Linked DNA regions of Homo sapiens: region 1 is linked to region 2. A link is a loop called in an ENCODE intact Hi-C map of the cell type or tissue named here. Cell type or tissue: mammary epithelial cell. All regions are shown on one strand. Each heading gives the region's core, and the rest is flanking DNA. Links, peaks and the distances in the headings are about the cores only. Region 1 overlaps ADCY9 (adenylate cyclase 9). Region 2 holds the start of LOC124900373 (a long non-coding RNA gene).

The links. Hi-C counts contacts between places; a loop is a spot of excess contacts. Peaks named below come from ENCODE experiments on the same cell type or tissue, not always from the same donor. Only the 100,000 strongest peaks of a DNase experiment are listed, where the experiment ranks them.
Region 1: a loop joins it to region 2, with 2.3 times the contacts of the local background. A loop is called at or near these places in 3 of 110 quality-filtered maps.

What each region holds. Positions count from the first base shown.
Region 1 is chr16:3,978,433-3,990,664 of GRCh38, forward strand. It overlaps ADCY9 (adenylate cyclase 9), which reads right to left. Exons shown (of 11, transcript NM_001116.4): 6 at 10,562-10,664; 7 at 4,800-5,008; 8 at 684-843. Among named protein-coding and RNA genes, the nearest start is that of TRIDDENT, 34 kb to the left of the region's middle. RefSeq lists enhancers at 3,493-4,016, 4,017-4,539, 8,810-9,309. In mammary epithelial cell, for the core only: a CTCF peak has its summit at 4,754 (motif pointing right); a DNase peak (open chromatin) is centred at 4,769.
Region 2 is chr16:4,046,782-4,059,013 of GRCh38, forward strand. The region is part of intron 2 of ADCY9 (adenylate cyclase 9); the gene reads right to left. It overlaps LOC124900373 (a long non-coding RNA gene), which reads right to left and starts at 7,839. Exons shown (of 2, transcript XR_007064957.1): 1 at 7,254-7,839; 2 at 3,491-7,040. In mammary epithelial cell, for the core only: no CTCF peak of the experiment used is centred there; DNase peaks (open chromatin) are centred at 5,020, 6,120 and 7,230; H3K27ac peaks cover 2,527 bases.

The DNA.
Region 1 (12,232 bases), core at 279-8,278, 70 kb before region 2:
AGCAGCCGACCCGGGCACAAGTCAATTCTGTGTGCCAGGTATGCTTCTCGCATGGTTAGGAAAGGTGGGACAGACGCTTCTTTGTAAAATGTGAAGGAAAATAACTGATTTGGAACTTGATGAAGAAGAAGCCACACTGGCAGGGACTCGTGCCCACCGGGGACTCCCCAGCCCGGCCACTGCCCGGGCGTGAGCATCTGGGCAGGCCAATGCTAAGTCGGCTTCTAAAAAAGCTGGCTCAGGAGAGTAAAAGAGTTCGTGCCTCTTCAAGGGTTTATTTTATTTTATTTATTTTATTTTATTTTGTGACGCAGTCTCGCTCCATCACCCAGGCTGCAGTGTGGTGGTGCAACCTCAGCTCACTGCAACCTCTGCCTCCCAGGTTCAAGCGATTCTCCTGCCTCAGCCTCCCAAGTAGCTGGGATTAAAGGCGCCTGCCACCATGACCAGCTAATTGTATTTTTAGTAGAGACGGGGTTTCACCATGTTGGCCAGGATGGTCTCGATCTCTTGACCTTGTGATCTGCCCACCTCCACCTCCCACAGTGCTGGGATTACAGGCGTGAGCCACCATGCCTGGCCAAAGGGTTTATTTTTAAATTGCTATCCCAAGTGATTTAAAGAAAAGAGAGATTAGGGAGTCCAGGAGAGCGTGGAAATAAAACGGCTGAGCCTTTACTTACGTGTATGTTGGTCTCATATTCGGAGGTGACATGGGAGTAGACGGCCAGTGCGGGAAGCGACACCAGGATGGCCCCGATGCAGTGACGTGGTAGCCAGCCGGCGATCCACTCCAGCAGGCGCTTGGTGCAGGCCATGACGTCCTCCAGGAAGAACACCATCCTGCGAGAGGCATGGGGGTTAGCAGGAGCGACGGGGCCCGGGGTGGGTCATCGGCCAGGAGACAGGTGCGAGGCCGCAGCCAGCGCCGCCCTCTGCTCTCTCCCGTGTTGCCCCTGGGATGGGCGTGAGAGCAGGCGTGGGGTGGGAGTCTACCTCCCTCACTTTTGGTAGAAGGCAAGGAAGCCAGGCTTAGCTCATTGTACCTGATTCTAGGGTCACATGTTGCGTTGTGATAAAATATGCTTGTGAAAAGCACATGCTTCGCTCGCCTAACAGAACACGTGAGAGTATCACAGGCCCTGAGGAGAGTCTCCTGGGGGCCACCACGTTGCCGTCACCGGCTCCCATCAGCTTCTGAGGCAGGAGGTCTTGACGGGGGCAGCTTTGGAGGCGTCCTGGAATTCTGTGGAGCCCGTGCAGTTGTCGCAGCAGAAGAGGCGGTCCTGGCATCTGGTGGGCAGGCGCCAGGGACAGAGCTGTCCTGCATGTGGGCAGGTGCCACCCAGGGAGGTTCTGCCCTGCACCCCACACAGCAGCCAAGCCCCTGGGCACCTGCAAAGGCAGAAGGCTGCTGACAGCATCTTAGCCCAGAGGCTGTGTCCCAGCTACAAACAGGGTGCTCTGTGGTGGTGCTGACACACCCTGGATTTTCTTGGAGCGCAGCTCCTGTGGAAACTGAGTGACAGTGGTCTCTGCTGTTTGGGGCATCATCATCAGTGTTTCAGAAAATCACACCACAGGCTGAACCTGGCTCGTGGCGCTTAGACCACCAAACCCGCACACGCGTGCCGTCTGCATCTGGGCTGTCATGTTCATCGTGCATGTTCACCTCTAGCTGGCGGCTTCAGGACTCTCCAGACAGCGGGGCTCTGTTGTACGTGAGGTCCAGCACCACGTATTTCATTTTAAAAGACTTTGTCCTTCTAAGCAGAGCGACTGTATTCACTGACTCCTTTTGCAGGCGTGTGTCTAGCGGGCTTCGTTTCAGGAGTGTGATGTTGACACAATAAAAGTTTCTGTATAAAGAAGCAGCTGAGTGTGCGGGCCAAGAACCACTGTGAGGAGGAGGAACAGGTCTTGGCTGAGTCCAAGGACCCCTGGGCCATGGTGGGGCCACATGGGGAGGTGAAGAGAAGGTGTGGGGTCCTCGTGGGGAGACAGTCCTTCTCTCAAGCTTGCTGCCAGGGAGCTGGGGATAGGCCTGCTGTCCCTGCCTCAGGAGAGGCTGGGCGGGGGCCGCTGTTGTGACTGAACAGCAAAAAAGCCTCTGGCACAGAGCCCCCCGCCCCCAGCCTTCGGGCCTGAACACCTACCATGCCTCTCCCTCTTGGCTGCGTGGTGTGGCCAGGCGAGGGAACGCTCACTCTCCAGCCATTCCCCACATGGACGCAGGCACAGCCTCACCCTTTTAGGGTCCTGGACAGCCCTGGCTTCCTGATATTTAAAGGATAATGAAGACTTTGGAATACTTCCAAGAATAACCACAAATATGCAGAATACAGAGGCCCTAGGAGGGGGGACAGAGGGAACCAAGTTCCCAGTCAGCAGCGGGAAAGATGTGAGGTTGGAGGGGGCCTTCATGCTGGTCCCTGAGACTGCAGGGATCTGAAAATGAGACCTCACGCCTGCTGGGGCAGAGCAGAGAGGGTGATGCAGGAAGCCTCCTGGAGGCAACGGGCGGGGCCTGGGCCAGTCACTGAGGAGGCGCCTGGCTTTCCTCCTGTACAGGAAAGGGATGGGGTGCCCGTATACCCCACAGCGCAGGTTCCCGTCAACCTGGGGTCCTCAACACGGCCCTCAGAGGGGCCAGGGAAGCCTTTCAGGGTCTGGGCCTCTCCCAGGCTTGACGATTCCTGGTAAATGGAACCAAATCCCACCACAGGCCTGTTCAGGGGTGCAGCAGCCACCACCTTCACCAGATCCTTGGGGAGTATGTCTGTGCAGGCAGTTCCAGCGCACCTCACCCCAGCCCTCGGCAGTCTACACCGGGGTTGCCCTCAATGCTTTAGAATTGGGTCTGAAGGAGCAGGGAATAATAGCTAAAGGGTGAAAGTAAAAAGGAATGGAGACAATGCTGGCCTCAGAGCCCTCAAGACGCTACAGCTACCCACATTAGAGGAAAACCTGGGGGTGGACCAGGGAAGGCAGACCTGGGGGAGTGACTGCCCATGAGGATGGGTTTCTTTTTGGGGTGATGGAGGTGCCCGATAGTTACATAGTGGTGATATTCATACAATTCTTCAAATTTGCTAAAAATCACTGAGTTGTCCACTTGAATGAGTTTATTGTATATAAATCATGTCACAATAAAGCAGATCTTCTTTTTTTTCTTTTTTGAGATGGAGTTTTGCTCGTCACCCAGAATGGAGTGCAATGGTGCGATCTCAGCTCACTGCAATCTCCACCTCCTGGGTTCAAGTTGATTCTCCTGCCTCAGCCTCCCGAGTAGCTGGGGTTACACGTGCCCACAACCAAGAATGGCTATTTTTTTTTTTTTGGTATTTTTTAGTAGAGATGAGGTTTCACCATGCTGTCCAGGCTGGTCTCGAACTCCCAGCCTCAGGTGATCCACCTGCCTTGGCCTCCCAAAGTGCTGGGATTACAGGCATGAGCCACCATGCCCAGCCTAAAGCTGATCTTTTTAAAGAGGAAAAACAAACCAACCAGGGGCCTGAGGATGTCTGGTTTGGGTTCTGGGGAAGTGGACCCTGAAAGGGTTTGCAGGCGACGGCTCCTTTGGGAGGGGTCCCCAGAAGCACAGGAGGGCACTGAGGCAGGAGGGGAGGCTGTGCCAGGAAGAGGGCTGCTCGCTGGGGGTGATGGGGCATGAGCCCACAGGGAGTTCTGGGAAACACTGAGCACACGCCACAGACAGCATGGCCCATGGCGGCCTCGGAGGAAGCTGAAAGGGTCCTGGGTACAGTGCAGGTGGGAAGGAGGGGGCAGGAATCCCAGCCTGCCCACCCCAGATGGGAGAAGCCAGCATTCCGGCGCCTCACGCCAGACTCAAAGCCATTCATTTCTGCCCTGGGATGTTGGATAAGGGCAGCAGACGCTCAAGGTCAGGGCTGCCTCCCCATGTCTGTTTGAAGCCCAGCTCCGGGGCACCGTTGCTAGTGGGACTCTGCTAGGCCGGCAGCCATCCTGTTGAGGGTGACAGGACCACCCAAGGGGCTTGTGGTGCCCAGGACGGGGACCACACAGGGCCACCTTCCTGCTCAGGAATACAGAGCCGCTGCGAGCCCCCTCAGGGAGCCAGGCTGGTCCCGAGGGCCCAGCTTTCCCAAGACGCACCTGTGGTCTATTCGGAGCCTCTGTCCCCTTTAAAATGAGCTGTCTTTTTATTATCAGGCTATGTGTGCTCTTTATCCATTCTAGATGTTAGACCTTGTCCGAGGCCTGATCTGCAAGTGTTCCCTCCCGTTCTGTGGGTTCTTTCTCTTTCTTGATGGTGTTCTTTGTAGCGCAACAGCTTAACTTCTGAGGAAGTTGGGCTTGTCTATTCTTTCTTCTGTTGGCGTCACATCCAAGAGACCACTGCCTGAGGCAAGTGCGTGGAGATGCTGTTTGGCTCCGGTACTCTGAAGAGGCGCCTGCTGTCCCAGGCCCACTACCCCCGCTCATGTCTTTTCCTTTCCTTCCTCCAGATTGTTTCCTATCTTCTCACCTTCTCCTTTGCAGTCTCTGAACCTGGAAATCTGGGGACAAGCTGGCAGCGGTTGGGGCTGTGGAGGCACCGCCCCCTCCAGCGAGGTGGTCCCCCCGCATCTGGGCCAACGTCAGGGAGGGAGGATGCTGGGGCACAGGGCTCGGGGAGGACACGGGGACCCATCTCCAGAAATCAGCCAGCAGGGACAGCTGGCTGGGGACCAGTCCAACCGCTCAGCCATAAGCCATGGAGCCAGAAGAGGGAGCTAACGGCTCAGAGCTGGAGACCCAGTCCACGCGGCGCTTACCTGATGGACACCGCGAGGGACAGCACCTCCAGCAGCAGGGCTGCACTGAAGACCGCCAGGGCGGCGGGCGGGGGAGGCACGGTGGCCGCCTCGTACTTCAGGAAGCAGGTGGTGGACAGCGTCAGAAACACTGTGGTCGACAGAAACACATCCAGGAGGGAGCTGAAGGTGGGACTAGCAAACGTCTTCACGGGGGAGTTCTTTATGACCTGTGTGGAGCAGGAGTGGAGCAGAATGACTGGGAGGCCATGGGCGGCCAGGAGCGCAGTTCAGATGGAGAAACAGGCAACACGTGCGGAGCACTGCTGCTCTGGGCCAGGCACAGGGCAGGAAGGCTCTCGGAGGGCTGTCTCCCTCTACTACCCCATTTAACACTGGGGAGTCCAAGGCACAGAGAAGTTAAACTTGCCCAGGGGGCTGGGCACGGTGGCTCACGCCTGTAATCCCGACACTTTGGGAGGCTGACGTAGGAGGGTCGCTGGAGCCCAGGAGTTCCCGGCCAGCGTAACACAGTGAGACTCCATCTCTACAAAAAACTTTAAAATTAGCCAGGCATGGCAGTGCGTGAGTGTGGTCCCAGCTACTCAGGAGGATGACGCAGGAGGATTGTGTGAGCCCAGGAGTTTCAGGCCGCAGTGAGCTATAATCATGCCACTGCACTCCAGCCTGGGCAACATAGCGAGACCCCGTCTACCAAAAAATAAAATAATTAGCTGGGCATAGTGGTTTGTGCCTGTAGTCCCAGGTACTTGGGATCTGAGGTGGGAGGATTGCTTGAGCCCAGGAGTTTGAAGCCGCAGTGAACTATGATCACACCACTGCAGAATTATACCGTTTCCGAAAACAAAAAAACACAAAAAAAACCCTGCCAGGGTCACAGAGCAACTGATTATGACCCAGCACATTCTCATAGACACATTATATATTTAGCTGCAAGATGAGTTACTGACTGGCGCAGGTGAGGTCCCTGCATCTGTAAGGCAGTTGGACGAGAGCAATGTGCAGGGCGGTCCTGCTGCATGGCGGAGTCCTAGGTTCAGCAGGTGCGAAAGCGGGGCTTCGTGGCGGAAGTGGCCGACGGGGATTTAAGTGGCACATCATCGCCTGGGAACCTACGGGGCCTGGCTCTGTGCTGGGGGCCAGTACACTAGAGAGGCACACACTAGTGTTCGGCAATTGAGGGGGAGAAATAACGATGCTGACACGTCCAAGAGGTGACCAGGCCCAGGCCCTGCAAGGCTCTGGGGAGGTGCGATCTCCATTGACGCTCACGGCACCCCACAGGCAGGAACTACCACCCATCTCGGTGTACAGATTGGGAGGCCAAGGCCAGGGGCTACCCCTAGGGCACACAGCGAACAAGGAGCCAGGCCAGGACTTGGCATGGACCGGTTGACTCCTGAGTGTGTCCCTAACCTAGAGGAAGGTGTAGGATCCAAAGGCAGAGGCTGTGGTTGGGAGAGGAAGGGATGTAGCCAGTTCAGCTGCTTTCCATTTGGCCTTGCAACCTTCTGGCAACCCCTGAGAGGCCATGGGTGTCCACTCAGCATCCCGGCCAGGCTCGGGGCTGAGGGCAGGAGCTGGAGACGCACGGAGCGGAAAGGTCTCCTGGCAGCCCTGGGTGCGGTGTGCGTTCTTTGGGACAAACCAGCTCCGGGTGCCTCGACCACTCCCAGGAACTAGGTGGGAGGGCAGGAGGGGCACTTGGACGGTGGGAGCAAGGCTGCCAGTCAGCCCTGATGCCAGGCTGGACCCTGCCAGGGCAACCTGGGGGTTAGGGTTTGGTTCCAAATTCTCTCCAAGGAAGCTGGAGGCTCTGTAGTGCCCAAAAGGGCAAGTCAGGTCCCAGCCCTGGAATCCCCTCAGAAGGTGTGGGAATTTCTTTTTTTTCATTTTTCTTTTCTTTTCCTTTTTTTTTTTTTTTTTTTTGAGATGGGATCTGGCTGTCGCCAGGCTGGAGTGCAGTGGCGCGATCTTGGCTCACTGCAACCTCCGCCTCCCAGGTTCAAGCAATTCTCCTGCCTCAGCCTCTGGAGTAGCTGGGAGGACAGGCACCCGCCACCACGCCCAGCTAATTTTTGTATGATTAGTAGAGATGGGATTTCACCAAGTTGGCTAGGATGGTCTCTATCTCGACCTCGTGATCTGCCTGCCTCGGCCTCCCAAAGTGCTGGGATTACAGGCCTGAGCCACTGTACCCGGCCAGGTGTAGGAATTTCAGGGGCGACACTGCCCATGCCCACTCACCTTGGCAGAGGCCCACGCACGTCCCCTTTCTGTGGGGCTCCATCTAGTGCCCGTCAGGGGTTCGAGTCAGGGCCGGGTGCATGCATGTGATGTCCCTGAGACATCACTGCCTTGCCCACATGTGAGGCCGGAAGGTTTCCACGTGGGCTGCCGTCCTTCTGAGAGCCCACACCTCCCACCTTCCAAGCCAAGGGCTCGGGTACAGGGCCTTTCCTGATTGGGGCTGCCATCTCCTCTGTAGAACTGCCCCATCCATGGACGCTGCCAGAGGCCCCGCTCCTCCCTCCACCTCCCTTGCAGTCTCTCCTGCCTGCCCTGCTACTTGCCAGAGACACCTGTCCCTGCCACAGCCTCCCCCTCTGGGCCACCCCTGGCCCTGATGCCAGAGGCTCCCAGGCCCATCTGCCCCACCCCTGTGCATCCCGGGAGTGCCACCTGTCCCAGTCCCACTGAGAACGACGCTCCCCCACATCATGACACTCTTTCGCCCTCTCTCCCCATGGGCGAAACCCAGGGACAGTGCCACTGGCTGCCAGGGCACCGTGGGCCAGGCTCCGCCCTGCTCACTACCCACATCCCAGGGCCTCCGGGTGCGGCCGTCCCACCATCATCAGAGCACAGGCTCTGCAGCCGGGCTGTCTGGGCTCAAGGCCACTCCACCATGATTAGCTATGATACCCACGCGTCCATGCCTCAGTCTCTTTATCCAAAACCAGGGATAAACCAGTACTTGCACCTTGTGGGCGGTGGGATGCTCGGCTAAGAACGCACCCACGTGGAGCCCCCAGCACAATGAGTCCCCAAACGCGGGCCAGCTGGGAGGCTCCCTTGTCCTGGCATCTCTCCTTTCCTCCCCACCGGGACCCTGTGGCCACCTGCCCTGAGTTTCGGTAACAGCCTCCCACCTGTCATGTGGCCTCCTGTCTTGTCCACACTCTTATCACCCTCCGAAACTCAGCTGATACATGTTTGTTTTTTTTCTTTTTTTGAGACGGAGTTTCACTCTTCTTGCCCAGGCCGGAGTGCAATAGTGCAACGGCATGGTCTCGGCTCACTGCAACCTCCGCCTCCCGGGTTCAGGCGATTTTCCTGTCTCAGCTTCCCAAGTAGCTGGGATTACAGGCGCCCGCCACCATACCTGGCTAAGTTTTGTATTTTTAGTAGAGACGGGGTTTCACTATGTTGGCCAGGCTGGTCTCGAACTCCTGACCTCAGGTGATCTGCCCGCCTCAGCCTCCCAAAGTGCTGGGATTACAGGCATGAGCCACCGCGCCCGGCCATGTTTTTCTTCTTTTTGTTGGAAGAGACAGGGTCTCACTATGTTGCCCAGGCTGGTCTATCTACTGGCCTCAAGTGATCCTCCTGCCTCAGCTTCCTGAGTAATTGGGATTACAGGTGTGAGCTGTGTGATCTTTGTAACACAACCTGTTCCAGATCCTTCAACAGCTCCCCATGGCCTGTGGCATAAAGTCCATGGCATGGGAGCCGTGACCTGGCCCCTGCCACGTCCTGCCACTCCTGCCCCACCCTGCCCCGGATGCGCCTGCAACTCCCTGGACGAACCAGGCTCTTTGGTATCTCTAACGTTTGTGGGTGCTGGCCCCACTCTCCAGAATGTTCCCTCATCCCACATTCCATTAATTCCTAGTCCCCCCACTGAGGCAGGCTCAGGAGTTCCCCCCTTGGAGCCCCCAGCCTGGGCTTGGTGCCTCGCCGTGTGCTGGGAGGGCACTCGCAGACCTCCAGCTCCGGATGTTGTTTCTAATTCCTGCTCCCCATCAGGCCACGTCTTTCCCCCTTCCCCAGCACCAAGAACAGTCCCTGGCAGAGCAGAGGCTGAGCGTACATTTGGTGCCTGGAGGAAGGCATGGCAAAGGTGTCTGCTGTTTGGGAGGCTCAGCAGTGCAGGGCGAGAAGCGGCCCGGACGCCTGGTTTGGCAGCCAGACCACTCGTGTCCGACCCCGGCTATGGGACCACAGCCACCTGTTCAGCCTTGCTCAGCGTCAGCTCTTTGGTAAAAGGAGGATAATCATCAGCTTCCCTACAGCATTGCTATGAGCATTAAATGAGACGATATTTTGCCTTACGGGCCACCAACCAGCCAACTGCCAACTTGCAAGTCCACTCCGGGAGCCATGTCTGGGACATTAACGGATATTCACTGTCCCTTGGAGGCTGACGGAAGGGGGCACCTCCCACCCCACGAGGCATGAACTGGCTCTACTGGGCTCACCAGGGTCTCTCTAGAGCCCAAGCCAGGACACCACGGAGTTTAATGAAGACCTGCTGGAGGAACCAAGGGAATCAGAGTGAGAAATCCCTTTTGTTCCGGGTGGGGAGGGCATCCACTCTTGACTTGGGAACACTCAGAGGTTAGGTTTGGGCCCAGAGGAGAGAATGCAGTCTGGAAGCCGCCAGGATTCAAACCAGGCTCTAGGTTCTTGTATTATTCCTTCCAGCAACCCCCTAAGGAGCACTTGTGAGCGCTGGGACTCTGCTGGAGGCTGTGAGGAGGGGCTGGAGGAGAGAGATGGGTGTTGGGACTGTGCTGGAGGCTGTAAGGAGGGGCTGGAGGAGAGAGACGGGGGTCCTACCTCACAGAGCTGAGCATCTAGGGAGGGAGGAACACGAATCCAGAACCACACACGGAAAGATTCCAAAATGGGGCACACACGGAGAAGGAAGTGTATGAAGGGAAGTACAATCCAGTCTGCAGTCGGGGAGAGCTTCTTGGAGGAAGTGGGATTGGGTGATGGGCTGAGAAGTCAAGTACAAGGGGTTAAGGCGGTGGGGGCGGGAGAGGGAACATGGAGCCGGAGTTAGAGAGAGAGGTGAAGGCCTCCTGGGCCCTTCTCAGGGGAAGAAAGCAGGGAGGGCAACAGAGAAGAGTCTCACCCAAGACTCCAGGACAGGTGGGACGGGGGCTCTTCCAGGGCAGGTCGGTGGGGAGTTCCCTTCCAGGGCAGGTGGGGGGTTCCCTTCCAGGGCAGGTGTGGGGGATTCCCTTCCAGGGCAGGTGTGGGGGGTTCCCTTCCAGGGCAGGTGTCGGGGTTCCTTTCCAGGGCAGGTGGGGAGGGGTTCCTTTCCAGGGCAGGTGGGGGACCCCTTCCATGGCAGGTGGGGGGGGTTCCTTTACCAGGGCAGGTGTGGGGGCCCCTTCCAAGGCAGGTGGGGGGGTTTCCTTCCAGGGCAGGTTGGGGGTTTCCTTTCAGGACAGGTTGTGGTGGGGGGGCCCCTTCCAAGGCTGGGGATAGCCTGGAGATGCCACGGCAGAGGAAAGGGGCTAGTAATGGCGAGGCTGCGCTTTAAGACAAAGGACTAAAGAAAGGGTTTTTTTCCTCCTTTGCAAAGAGACATTTCATGTACAGTTGCCACTTAGGGTTTACAGAGTGTGGGAAATCAATGTTCGCCTTCGTGTTCCCATCCCTTGGTAAAGCACAAAACTAACAGTGAATGACCATGTGAGAACAACAAACACATTCTTTAGTAAAAGCGCAAGGAGAAATGAACGCACCTCTTCCTGATAGCTGGTCCTGTAGGATCGCTCCAGCTCCTGATCCAGGAAGTTCAGGCTGAACTGATTAATGGGCGGCTTAAAAAAGTAATCTTTCATCAGGCTAGAAGACACAACAAATGCAGTCGATCAATACCCAGCACCATAACTGTGCCAATGTTTTCAGATCATAATTAGCTACCAAAACGCTGCTCATTAGGTATATTACAACAGCTGCGTCTAAAAGCGCCTGTGGAACAGACGCCACTCAGCTGCCCCTTGTTAAAACAGATCTGTGGAAAGTCCTTCGCACCTCAAAGCATAATCATATTTTGTGTTTCACCTTCGTTAAAGAATGACCATCCACCATGATTATAGCACACATCATCAGAACCTTGGTTTTTTGGGGTTTTTTTTTTTTGAGGCAAGGTCTCACTCTGTCGCCCAGGCTGGAGTGCAATGGCGCAGCGATCTTGGCTCACTGCAATCTCCGCCTCCCAGGTTCAAGCAATTCTCCTGCCTCAGCCTCCTGAGTAGCTGGGATTACAGGCGCCTGCCACCGCACCCAGCTAATTTTTGTATTTTTTAGCAGACGCGGGGTTTCACCATGTTGGTCAGGCTGGTCTCGAACTCCTGGGCTCAAGAGATCCACCCATCTCGGCCTCCCAAAGTGCTGGGATGACAGCGTGAGCTGCTGAGGCTTGTTTTTGAAAACACATTCCTAATGTCTAGGATTAGGAGAAGATGAAGGCAGCTTTTCTGTTCTTTGAAACAATCTTTTGTGAAGAACACGCAGATCACTGTGCTGAGAGTACTTACATGGATTTGGAGGCTTCAAACGAAAACATAATTCAGAACCGGCGGTCCTGTCATTCAGAGCACTGACAGTAATTGCCACCGTAAAAGCTAACAGGTTGTTATCACAAAATTGTGTTTATAGTTAGCGTAATTTTGGTGCTATTGTCACATATGCAGATTGCATGTGAAACCTGCAGAATGATAAAGCTCAGTGATTTTAATAGCAGGGAAATCAACCCCGCTTTCCATGACTCTTTCATTCATTTATGAATTGCCAGCAAATAGTAATATCCTTTCTATACTGCAGAAAATTACTAGAAACTAAGGGAACGTTAACATGATTTCAGAAAGCAAATATAGCTGTGTTAGCCTCTCTCCCTCATACAGTGACTATCAGAAGTAAATTAGACGAGGCTGGGCGCGGTGGCTCATCCTTGTAATCCCCAGACCTTTGGGAGGCCGAGGCAAGCGGATCACCTGAGGTCAGGAGCTCGGGACCAGCCTGGCCAACATGGTGAACCCCCGTTTCTACAAAAAATACAAAAATTAGCCAGGCCTGGTGGCAGGTGCCTGTAATCCCAGCTACTCGGGTGGCTAAGGCAGGAGAATCACTTGAACCTGGGAGATGGAGGTTGCAATGAGCCAAGATGGCGCCACTGCATTACAGCCTGGGTGACACAGCAAGACTATGTCTCAAAAAAAAAAAAAAAGAGTAAATCAGGTGAAATATGTCAAGTGCCTCATGTGCCCCCCACACAAAGTACGGCTCATCACGTGTGTTCCTTCCTGTCCTTGCAGCACGGCGGACACTCTCCTTTCTGTGACAGGTATCCAGTAACTTCCAACATTCTCAGACTCAGAAGAGAAATAATTCTGTCCCAGGACACTGACCCT
Region 2 (12,232 bases), core at 2,205-10,204:
AGAAGTTCGAGACCAGCCTGGGCAACATAAGTGAGACCCCGTCTCAACAAAACAACAAAAAAAAAGTTTTTTTTTTAAATTATCCAAGTGTGCTGGCATGCACCTGCAGTCCCAGCTACTTGGGAGGCTGAGGTAGGAGGACTGACTGAGCTCTGGAGGTCGAGGCTGCAGTAAGCTATAAGTACGCCACTGGACTCCAGCCTGGTCAACAGAGCAAGACCCAATCTAAAACAAAAAACAAAAAACTACGAAAACATATTCCACAAAAAAGATTTGTACATAAGGACTGTATATAAGATTGTTTCTAGGCAGACATTGAATGCTAATTTCTTCGTTTTTTAAAAAAAATGAAATAGCTTAACTATAACCATCTAAACTACAAAGTATCTTTTTTAAGTTCTAAAATATTAGGATTTATAAAGTAAATAAAATTCTATGACAGCATGGAGCCATTTTCATCCAGGATGTTTGGACACCCTTCTCCTTTTTTTGAGACTCCATCAAAGAAAGAAAGAAAAGAGAGAAAGGAAGAGATAAAAAGAAAGAGAGAGCTAGCTTAGCAAAAATCATCTAAACTACAAATTATCTTAATTCTAAAATATTAGAATTTATAAAGTAAATAAAATTCTGTGATGTGGTTTCTCTAGTTAAGGGCCTGGGGGACTTACACAGCTGTTACGAAGACATTATTTAAAAAAATCTTCAGTTCTCCCTGGGGGGCAATTGGATTGACAATTGCAATTCCTTTGTAACCAATGGGCTTCTGTGTGAGCTGTTAGACGCACACTGGTATTCGTTCAAGATGGAAAACCAAACAACATGGACACAACCCATGACAGCCTTCAAAGTTCTGTCTGCATGACCAATCAGGTCCTTTGGTTGAAATCCATGACCAATCAGGTCCTTTGGTTGAAATCCATGACCAATCAGGTCCTTCGGTTGAAATCTATGACCAAGCAGGTCCTTGGTTGAAATCCACGTTGGCCAGGCTGATCTCGAACTCCTGACCTCAGGTGATCCGCCCGCCTCGGCCTCCCAAAGTGCTGGGATTACAGGCGTGAGCCACCGCATCCGGCCAGAGTGTGTTGTTTTCTCATTGCAGTCCCTAACTTGCCCTGAACCCTCCCTTACCCAGGTAGCCACGAAGCATCTGGTGACTGAGGCCTGGGAGTGAGCCCTGGAGGTTCTGGCTGACGCTCTGCCGTGACCCACTTGGGGCTTCTGTGACGTCCCCTTCAGCCTGACAAGAGGACCCAGTTCTCCTCTGTGCTCACCCTGAACAAAACAGGTCCTAGTCTGGGAAGGGCGCCAAAGAGAGATCTTTTCACTGGTTTCTGTTCCCTGTCATTTTTGGGGGAGGGTGGGCTGGGGAACACAAACACCCAATAATTGGAAATTGTCAGACATACAAAAAAGAAATGTAATTAGTCATAAACCCTATTTTAAGGTTATATTTGCACTGCCATTTTAAAATGAGAAAACACTAATAACATTAAAATGAAGTCTTTGTTAAAAGTAACCATGCATTGTTCAAATTTCCATTTGTTCTTTGTTTGACAATGAAAAATCATTCTAAATTAGTTCCATACACTTACTGTGAAACACAACAGTTTATTCCTGGGTCACATTCTCCCCCTTCTGTGGTTTATATAACTTCTCTTTGTTCCGCAAATGGCAGTACAATGGCAAACAAAATAAAATGGAGTTTATTATGAAAATGGATCCATTAAGCTACCTAAGAATAACATAGCCCTACAACTCCTGCACTTGTAGAGGGACACGGGTGAGATGAAACGGACGTCAGTACCCCTGCAAGAATCACACAGATAGGCCCCTCGGTGCACCTGGAGAGGGAGGCCACAATGGCAAATAATAGGAGACACAGCGATGCCCCACTCCCTTCTTTCCCAAGAGCTGCCATTTCTGCCCTTGCTGGATAAGCTCAGTGTCTCACACAGCGTGAGCGTCCACTAGATGCTGGCTTGGACAGGCGATGCTGAGGGTTCCCATAGACGGCACTCTAGTAGGGCTGCTCAAGTCCCTCCTCACAATCCAGAGGATCTCACCTAGGCAGGGCCCATGGTCACTCCCCAGGAGAAGAGCCAGGAATGTCCCCATCAAGCAAAACCCCTGGTCTCCAGCTCACAACTCAAAACCCAAGCAAATGAAGGAAAAGCTCCTGGGACCATCAGGACTCATAACGACCAAGGGTCAGTCATGGTATCAGGAAATCGTAATCCTGGCTCAGAAAGGTTTTAAATACAGGGAAGCAGAAGGCTGGGGCAGCAAAGGACACTACTAAGAGCAAGCGACTCACAGGGCTCACCCGGAAGGCATTACAAACTGGAATTCCTAAAAGAGTGGTTGCCAAGCTCACCCAGAAGAGGAGGTCCCACTGGTCCCTGAGTCTGCTCCAAACGGCCACGCACAGCGTGGGCATCCTCTCCCCTGCTTTCCATTGCTGTACAGAACCTGACCTGGGACCAGAGAGAAGAGGGTCCAGGGAAATGCTGCTGAAGGCTTCGTCTCTGCAGTGGAGAGAAAGTCGGAAGGGGCAGCACCCACCCCTAGCTGCCCATAGATGACCAGGCACAGGCACCCACCACCGACACTGGCACAATCCCCCAACATGTTCTCAGACCAGACCAAGACCCTAGCCGAGCCCAAGGATGCTGGCTAATCAAATAGTAAACACCTTTGGCCAGATTATCCTTAAAAAGTCTCTGGAATGTCACCTTCAGTCTCTGTAGTCTACTTTCTAACATACTTCTGAGCCGAAACCACGTGAAAAGATTTTTCTTCTGACTACAAGGCAGAACAATAAAAGTGACCCTCTGAGTCAAAAACACCACATGAAACTCACCTCCCGCCTCCAACCCATCCCTTCCGCATCCTTCATGTCCACCGTCCCTTTACCAACAACCAGCTGATTCTTCCAGACTTCAAAATCTTTCAGATTAACCCAGAAATATCGATAAGGGAGGCCTTTTTCTTAGCTTATGTTGTATATGTTTTTCTGTTTAGGCTACTGCTATAAAGAACTATCCACCAGCCTGGGCAACAAGGTAAGACCGACCCTGTTTCTACAAAAAATACAAAAGTAGACGGGCATGATGGTGTACACCTGTAGTCCCTGCTACTCAGGAAGCTAGGGTGGGAGGACTGCTTGAACCCAGGAGTTAGTGGCTGCAGTGAGCCGAGATCACACCACTATACTCCAGCCTGGGTGACAGAGTGAGACTGTGTCTCAAAAAAAAAAAAAGAACTATCCCGAGAGTCCACTGTTGGGGGCCGAAGTGGGGGTGGGGACCCTTGGCTGCCATGTTCCTGGGCCAGGAACATGGACTGGATGGCCTGCATGTCAGAAGACTGGTGACATACAAGGGTCAATAAATAAAAACAGTTAATATGATAAGAGCTGTTACTGTTATTGTTAGAAAAGAGGGGCACAGCCAAGGAAAGGGGAGAAAGCTGAAACAAACCATTTGACTTGGATGGTATCATGATTTTTATATGAGATGAATGGATACATAGATACGAGCGGGACAGATGGATACAAAGAACTACAAACGCATGTGTGCCCGTGTGTGTATGTACAAACATATGTGTACGTGTAGGGAAGTACATGCATATGTTTAATTTCCTAGCTATGCCAGGCGCGGTGGCTCATGCCTGTAATCCCAGCACTCTGGGAAGCCAAGATGGATGGGTCACCTGAGGTCAGGAGTTTGAGACCCAGCCTGACCAACATGGTGAAACCCCGTCTCTACTAAAAATACAAAATTAGCCGGACGTGGTGGCGCATGCCTGTAATCCCAGCTACTAGGGAGGCTGAGGCAGGAGAACTGCTTGAACCGGGAGGCAGAGGTTGCGGTGAGCCAAGTTCCTGCCACTGCATGCCAGTCTTGGCAACAAGAGTGAAACTCCGTCTCAAAAAAAAAAAAAAAAAAAAAAAATTCCTAACTACGCTGCTTGAGAAGTCCTTGTAGCCGTAATAGCCCAGTAGCGTGAACACACCTAATACTTAGATCCTGGTTTCTAAAAACCACTTTCTACTAAAAGGAACCAGGGCTTATTGGAGAAATGGCTGATTCCAGGGCTGGAGCAAGGAAAGTTCCGGGTGAGCCTAGAACCAAGAACTAAACATGTGGCCGGGAGCAGTGGCTCACACCTGTCATCCCAGCACTTTGGGAGGACGAGGCAGGCAGATCACCTGAGGTTACAAGTTGGAGATCAGCCTGGCCAACATGGTGAAACCCCATCTCTACTAAATATACAAAAATTAGCTGGGTGTGGTGGCGCACGCCTGTAATCCCAGCTACATGGGAGGCTGAGGCAGGAGAATTGCATGGACCCAGGAGGCAGAGGTTTCAGTGAGCCATGATCACGCCATTGCACTCCAGCCGGGGCAACAGAGTGAGATTCCATCTCAAAAAAAACAAAAACAAAAACGAAAAAACCTGGCCAGGCATGGTGGCTCTCACCTGTAATCCCAACACTTTGGGAGGCTGAGGCAGGCAGATCACGAGGTCAGGGGATTGAGACCATCCTGGTTAACACAGTGAAACCCCGTCTCTACTAAAAATACAAAAATTAGCCGGGCGTGGTGGCGGGCGCCTGTAGTCCCAGCTACTCGGGAGACTGAGGCGGGAGAATGGCGTGAACCCGGGAGGCGGAGCTTGCAATGAGCAGAGATCACGCCACTGAACTCCCACCTGGGCAACAGAGCAAGACTCCATCTAAAAAAAAAAAAAAAAGAAGAAGAAGTAAAGATGTGCTCAAAGAATGACATGAACACATCAAAAGAACACAGGGGCCAGCTTGGAGGCGCTGCTTTTGGCCAAATCTGGGACAATCTGGGTATCGAAGCAAATGATAATGGTAATGAATTATAACCCAATGGGTAAAATAGGAGTCTATGAGTGTATTGATAGGAAGGAGAGAAAGACAGCAGGCAAGCTCCAGCTTGCAGTGGAATGCCAACTAATCAATGCAAAAGAAACAATGCAACTAGAAACATCACCATTTGGCAATGCTCATACTAATTCCCTCAGGCAAGAATCATCCCAGGATGCTAAAACAAATGGGCAAAAAGCTTAATGAGAAACAGGATATTTTCCGAGTCCCCAAAAAATCTCCCCACCAGAAACAGTACTTTTTAACTGATAATTACAAAATACCAACAAATTAATTTTACAGTGGAGAAACCTGGTAGACACCACCTCAACCAAATGATAAGTTAACTTCTCCAGAAATGGGACTGATCAGACCTGTGTGCGTTCCTGTCGTGACAACCCTGCAGGGACTCTCCTGCCAGGAACCTACCACCTGATTCTCATCATGAAGGAATATGAGACCAGCCCAAACCGAGGGACATTCTACAAAGTAACTGGCCTGTTCTCTTAAAAAAATGTCAAGGTCGTGAAAGACAGAGACGAAGGAACAGCCCCAGATTGAAGGAGACTCGAGAGCCATTGACACAGACGGCGCCTGTGGTCCTGGGCGGGCTCCGGGGCCTCTGCATTTGGTGGCATGGTGTGACAGTGCCCACGTCCTGATTTGGGCAGGTCGGTGCAGGCTATCCGGGACAGCGTCCTTGTTTTTAGGAAACCCACACAGGAGAATCTAGAGGCACTCTCTGCAGTCTATTCTCAAATTATTCCGGAAAAAAGGGATGTGTGTATGTGGAGAGACAGACAGACAAACATGTCGGAATGTTAATTCAGGGAATCTGGGTGAAGAGTATTTGGGAATTCTTTATACTGTTTGGGAGCATCTCTGTAAATTTAAACTTACTTCAAAATTAGAATATAACGCCACCAAAACCCCCTCTATCACTCACTCCGCATTCCTAGATAACAACTAGTGTGGAATTCTGTTCTTTGAATCACTAGATATCAACTAGCGTGTAACTCTGTTGTTTGAAGCCACCTGGTTTGAGGTACTTTGGTACAGTAGCCCTAGGAAATAAATATGCTACTCAAAGAATATTGAATGTGGCTTTTTCTACAATACTAAAATCTGACCTACCATGTTAACTTAGTAAGGCAAACTGCTGGGGCGGGGTCCCGTTTCAGCCGAACGCATCTGACAATGCCTTAAGTCACACATTGCATAATCACAAGTTGCTTCTTGACATGAGCGGCTCTTCAAGTGCACGGGGAACAACAGATTCTTTGTCAGGGACTCACAAGAGTCACATGCTGTTATTCTTTTCTCCTTAAGAGACAAACTGATTTTTTAATCACTGAGAGCCTATTACATGCGTGGCATAGTTTTAAGATGTTTTGACATGTCACACGTAAACGATAGTAAACATGTCTTGGAAGAGGGGCTAAGATGTGGGACGAACGTGATTATTCAATGGGCATGCGCTTCCGGCCACGCATCACACGCACATACACCAGCGCGGTTATCCATAACTCTACCATTTCAAGTGAGCCGCAAGAGACTGTAAATCGCAGTGAAGTGGGCCGTCAGGCAATGATTACTAAATAAGCATGGGAAACATCTAAGATTAACAGTGAAGAGAGAAGATGCGTTTGGAATGGAATCCTGGAGACAGTTAAGTTACCAGGTGCTTTCACAGTCGTTTTTTCAAATTCAGTCACTGAGACATAAAATAATATTGATCTTTGAGAAGAGCTCTCGACGGAAACAGCAGTTGGCAGTGTCCCCAGAGCACTTGCCCTTCCTCTGGAGCGCTTCACGTGCGAGCCCGCCGTCTATTTATAACAGTTGGGCACTTGTCGCCACAATGGCTGATTGTGTGGCCCAGCTGTCTGTGTCTATCAAGAAGGGCAGGAGTGGACAGCCTGCACTTTGATGTTTCCCTTTTTTGGAGACTGAAAATAACATTTTTAAAAAACTGCCAACCGGCAAGGTCACAAAATATTTTTGGATGGCACGGGGACCCGATTGCAAAGCTGTGGTTCACATCAGATGCGGAGGCCTGGGACGCAGCCAGTGAGCCCCATTGCACAATATCCTGCTCATGCCAACTTCAAAAGTTATTTGCCTCGGAGAGCTCCCAGACGACTCTTTCTCGGTAATAAAACACAGCATTTTAGAAATTTGCAAGGGTCTTCTGGATAGGGCATTACCCAGAGGAGCAAGGATTTCCCTGGCCACTCTGGTTACAGTTGCAACCAGCAGCCCCAGGCCTCTTGCCACCCTTGCCCCGCCCCACCCCACATCCCTCACCCCCACTCCACAAACTCCTGCCCTTCCCTGATGAGCTCTCAAGCACTTACCAGCGACACGCTACATATTTTTCTAATGCATGTGTCAATTTCTTGACTCGCCCATTCTATTATAGATGGCTCACGAAAGCAGGATTAGCGTCTGTTTTGTTCACTGATGCAACCACAGAGCCGAGAATAGTGCCTGGCTCACAATATTTACTGAGTGCATACTTGTGGAATTAATTAATTTAAATAGCAGAGACAATGGGATCAGGAAACACATGGAAATACCGATGACCAGTATTAGATGTCAGGGTTCTGTCGCCCTTCCCTCCGCCCCCGACGAAGATCCCAGCTTTGTTTACATATTTGTGGTGCACAAAAATAGAAATGGACTAAACAAAATTCCCGATTTTCCCAAACTGTGGTGGATTGCAGAAACCAAGACTTCGCAGGGCTCGGTTCTGAAATGATTTTCACTCAAACCATCTTCCTGAAACTCTTCCTATTACTCTCTGCCCATTTCGCAAACCTTCTTGCTGGAGGTATTAGATACGGGAAGCACCTGTAGTAATCAACAAGTATGGCTCTGATTAAATGGATTTTTTTCTTTTTTTTTTTTTGAGACGGACTCTCGCTCTGTCACCCAGGCTGGAGTGCAGTGGCACAATCTCGGCTCACTGCAAGCTACGCCTCCCGGGTTCAAGCAATTCTCCTGCTTCAGCCTCCCGAGTAGCTGGGACTACAGGTGCCCGCCACCATGCCCGGCTAATTTTGTATTGTTAGTAGAGACGGGTTTCACTGTGTTAGCCAGGATGGTCTAAATCTCCTGACCTCGTGATCCACCTGCCTCGACCTCCCAAAGTGCTGGGATTACAGGTGTGAGCCACTGTGCCCAGCCGAAATGGATATTTTGAAAATCATCAAGTTATACAAAAGAATCCCACATGCTGTACAACACCACTCGAGATTTTAGGGTTTTTGCGGGTTTTACATCAGTAGATCATGAAACCCTGACTCTTTAATTATTATGTAAATGAAATTCAACAACACACTCACACCTCAAAAACTCTGGAAGGTCAGAAAGAGGCAGAGAGCAGGGCCCCCGCGGAAGGGGAGGCACACAAGGCAGACAGAGGCAGAGGAGGTGGGAGTACAGGCCCCAGCACTGTGGTAGCCAACAGCAGAGCCATTCTTCCACACCGGGAAGGGCCCCCAGGCCTCAGGAAGCCAGCTCTATTCAGCAGATTTCACAAGTGAAAAAGCCTTTTTAGATGTCTTTTGGGGTCAGGCGTGGTGGCTTACACCTGTAATCCCAGTACTTTGGGAGGCTGAGGCGAGCAGATCACTTGAGGTCAGGAGTTCAAGACCAACCTGGCCAACATGGTGAAACCCTGTCTCTACTAAACATACAAAAAATTAGCTGGGCATAGTGGCACACACCTATAATCCCAGCTACTCGGGAGGCTGAGACAGGAGAATTGCTTGAACCCAGGAGGTAGAGGTTGCAGTGAGTCAAGATCAGGCCATTGTACTCCAGCCTGGGCAGCAGAGCAAGACTCTGTCTCAAAAAGGAAAAAAAAAAAGGCCAGACGCGGTGGCTCACACCTACAATCCCAGCACTTTGGGAGGCCGGGGTGGGGGGATCACGAGGTCAGGAGATCGAGACCATCCCGGCTAACACGGTGAAACCCCGTCTCTACTAAAAATACAAAAAAATTAGCCAGGCGTGGCGCCGGGCGCCTGTAGTCCCAGCTACTTGGGAGGCTGAGGCAGGAGAACGGCATGAACCCAGAAGGCAGAGCTTGCAGTGAGCCGAGATGGTGCCACTGCACTCCAGCGTGGGCGACAGAGCGAGGATCCGTTTCAAAAAAAAAAAAAGATACCTTTTGGGAACAATTCCCCAGCAGAACAAAGGTGCCACTTCTAAGTATGAGGAATTCCTTATCAAAGATGCCTGAGCCTGCAAGACAGCTCCCACAAGTACAAGCGCTGCAACGACTGGGTGACTGCGCGTCTCTGGCAAGCGGTTTTGAAGCCACTTCCTTAGCTCCCATAGACAGGCAGTGCTGGAAACACACATGCAGGGAGCTCCCAGCCGGTGTTGTGCGATACAGAACCCGAAAGCTGCGCCCTCCCCGCAAGGAGGTTGTCTATAGAAAATTCTGTGACATCAGGATTCTTCAATAATCTCTTCAACATCAGCTCTCAACATATTTATAGAAGATCTCCAGGCCCAGCAGTTTTCCTACCTGTGCAAAATGCTGTGGCTTCAAAGTAATGTTTTGTTGTGTTTTGTTTTGTTTTTGAGACGAGTCTCACTCTGTCATCCAGGCTGGAGTGCAGTGATGCAATCTCAGCTCACTGTAACCTCCGCTCCCGGGCTCCAGGGATTCTCCTGCCTCAGCCTCCCAAGTAGCTGGGACGATAGGCGTGCACCACCACACTTAGGTAATTTTTGTATTTTTAGTAGAGATGGTGTTTCACCATGTTGGCCAGGCTGGTCTGAAAATGCTGACCTCAAGTGATCCACCCACCTCGGCCTCCCAGAGTGCTGGGATTACAGCCGTGAGCCACCACACCCAGCCAAAGTAAATTTAAAAGGGGCTTTCGTCCTCCTAGGAGTCAGAATCAGTCCTCACTGTAAGAAGCAGAATTCTAACCTCAAAACTGGTCTCCTGGGAACACTGGAAAGCAGTGCGTGATCCGAAGGGGCAGAAATGACTGACACTCTCAAATTCCCCTCTGCATCATGGGCACTCAGCACTGTGCCTAGTGCATAGTAAGACTTCAACAAATATGTGCTGTTGTTATAATTCGGCATGACGATGGAGGTGCAGAGGTTTACCTGTGTTTTTATTATCTCTGGTTGACAAGGCGGCCACACCCAGGTTGCCTGTTCTGAAGCTGTCTCAAGACAGTGACCATCACCCAGGCTGAGGTCCAGGATGATGTGAGTGCAAATTGCTAAAGCTCTCCTTCAGGTGCCAGGCCTGCCATGACACATGGCGAGTCCTAGCAGAGGTCAGACCAACAACTCAGTTCTTTCAGGTAACCTGTACTGATGAAACCGCCCCCCCCCCCCCCGCCAATCTTACTCTTCTGTTATTTCATGTCTATGAAGGGTTTTGGCATAAAAAAAACAAAAAGCCTCATTTTAAAAAAATCTACAATTGTTTAGGTTTTTGTTTAAAGAGAAGCGTCTGGTTCTGTTGCCTAGGCTGGAGTGCCGTGGTGCAATCTCGGCTCACTGCAGCCTCCAACCCCTGGCCTCAAGCAATACTCCTGCCTCAGCTTCCTGAGTAGCTGGGACTGTCCATCTTTTTTTTAATAACAGCTTTATTGAGATATAATTCACATACCGTACAATTCATCTGTTTCCAGGGTACAATTCAGTGGTGTCTAGCATATTCACACAGGGCTGTGCAACCATCACCACCATCAACCTAGAACACTTTCATCACCCCAGAAAGAAACTCCGCACCCGGCTGCAGTGACACCATCATCCTGGCTTATTGTCGTTTGTCCGCCGGCCACCGTTCTGTCTCTGTTTCTTTCCCAACACCAGCCTCTCTTTTCACGCACTATCTCCCCGCCAGCCCTGCTCCCTGCATTCTGTAGGAAATGCTTGGCTCCTACAGTGGTTGACGAATACCAAAGCTTCTGTGAGCACGCCAGAGGGCCCCCACAAAGCTCTCTCCTCTGTCTGAAACATTACTCTGAAGGAGTGATTTCTTGTTCATTCTGAATAAGGATGACGACACCAGGAAGCGGAGGCCCGGGGAGCATTTACGGCGTGTTCTCGATGTGTGAGCACTGTGGCCAGCACGTTCCAACCCAGTGCTGCAAGAGTTGCTCCCAGCCCCACTTCAGAGATGAGAAAACCAAGGCCCAGGGAACCCAAGGTCACAAAGGACTCTAAGAAGGAGAGTTGAGTAATCCCAGCACTTTGGGAGGCCAAGGTGGGCAGATCGCTTCAGGTCAAGAGTTCGAGACCAGCCTGGCCAACATAGTGAAACCCCATCTCTACTAAAAATACAAAAATTAGCCAGGCGTGGTGGTGGGCACCTGTAATCCCAGCTACTTGGGAGGTCGAGGCAGAAGAATCGCTTGAACCCAGGAGGTGGAGGTTGCAGTGAGCCGAGATCATGCCACTGCACTCCAGCCTGAGTGACAGAGTGAGACTCTGTCTAAAAAAAAAAAAAAAGAGAGTTGAGGCTGGGCGCAGTGGCTCATGCCTGTAATCCCAACACTTTGGGAGGCCAAGGTGGCAAGATCACTTGAGGTCAGGGGTTCAAAACCACCCTGGCCAACACGGTAAAACCCCCGTCTCTACTAAAAATACAAAAATTAGCCAGGCATGGTGGCGTGCACCTGTAGTACCAGCTACTCAGGAGGCTGAGGCAGGAGAATCACTTGAACCTGGGAGGCAGAGGTTGCAGTGAGCCAAGATCGCCCCACTGCACTCCAGCCTGGGAAACAGAGAAACTCTTGTCTCCAAGAAAAAAAAAAAAAAAAGAAGAAGAATTGAAATTTGAACTCCAAGCAATGTGACACCAGAGCTCAGGCCCGGAACCCCATGCTACACTGACTCTTGTTGAGAGAACACTCCAAGATGTAATCATGCCTACAATGACGTTGCAGGGGGAAGTGACTGATCCACTACTTTCCTGGAGAACCTGGGAAGGTATGTGTGATCAGGAGGATAAAAGGCCAGGGAACAAGAAAACTGCAGAGAGGAGACCCAGCAGGCAAGATGCTGCAAAAGGTGCAGCGGAACTGAGTCCACCGAGGAGCTAAAAATCCCTCCGTCTTAGAATTCTGTCCTTGCCAGGAAAGGGCTCCTCATCTCCTGATTGCTAATTAACTTTATCTCCTTGAATCAAGGGAGCTAAAGGAAGTCTCTGAATTAGAAACCTTTGTGGTGAGGGGTAAAGGAACTTTGGTAAGAGGATATAATCAAAAATATGATGATTAAAGAAAGATGATTAAAGCTTGGAAAGCAAGTCACTAACTTATTAACAGTGGCTATCTTTAAGGGATGGGAT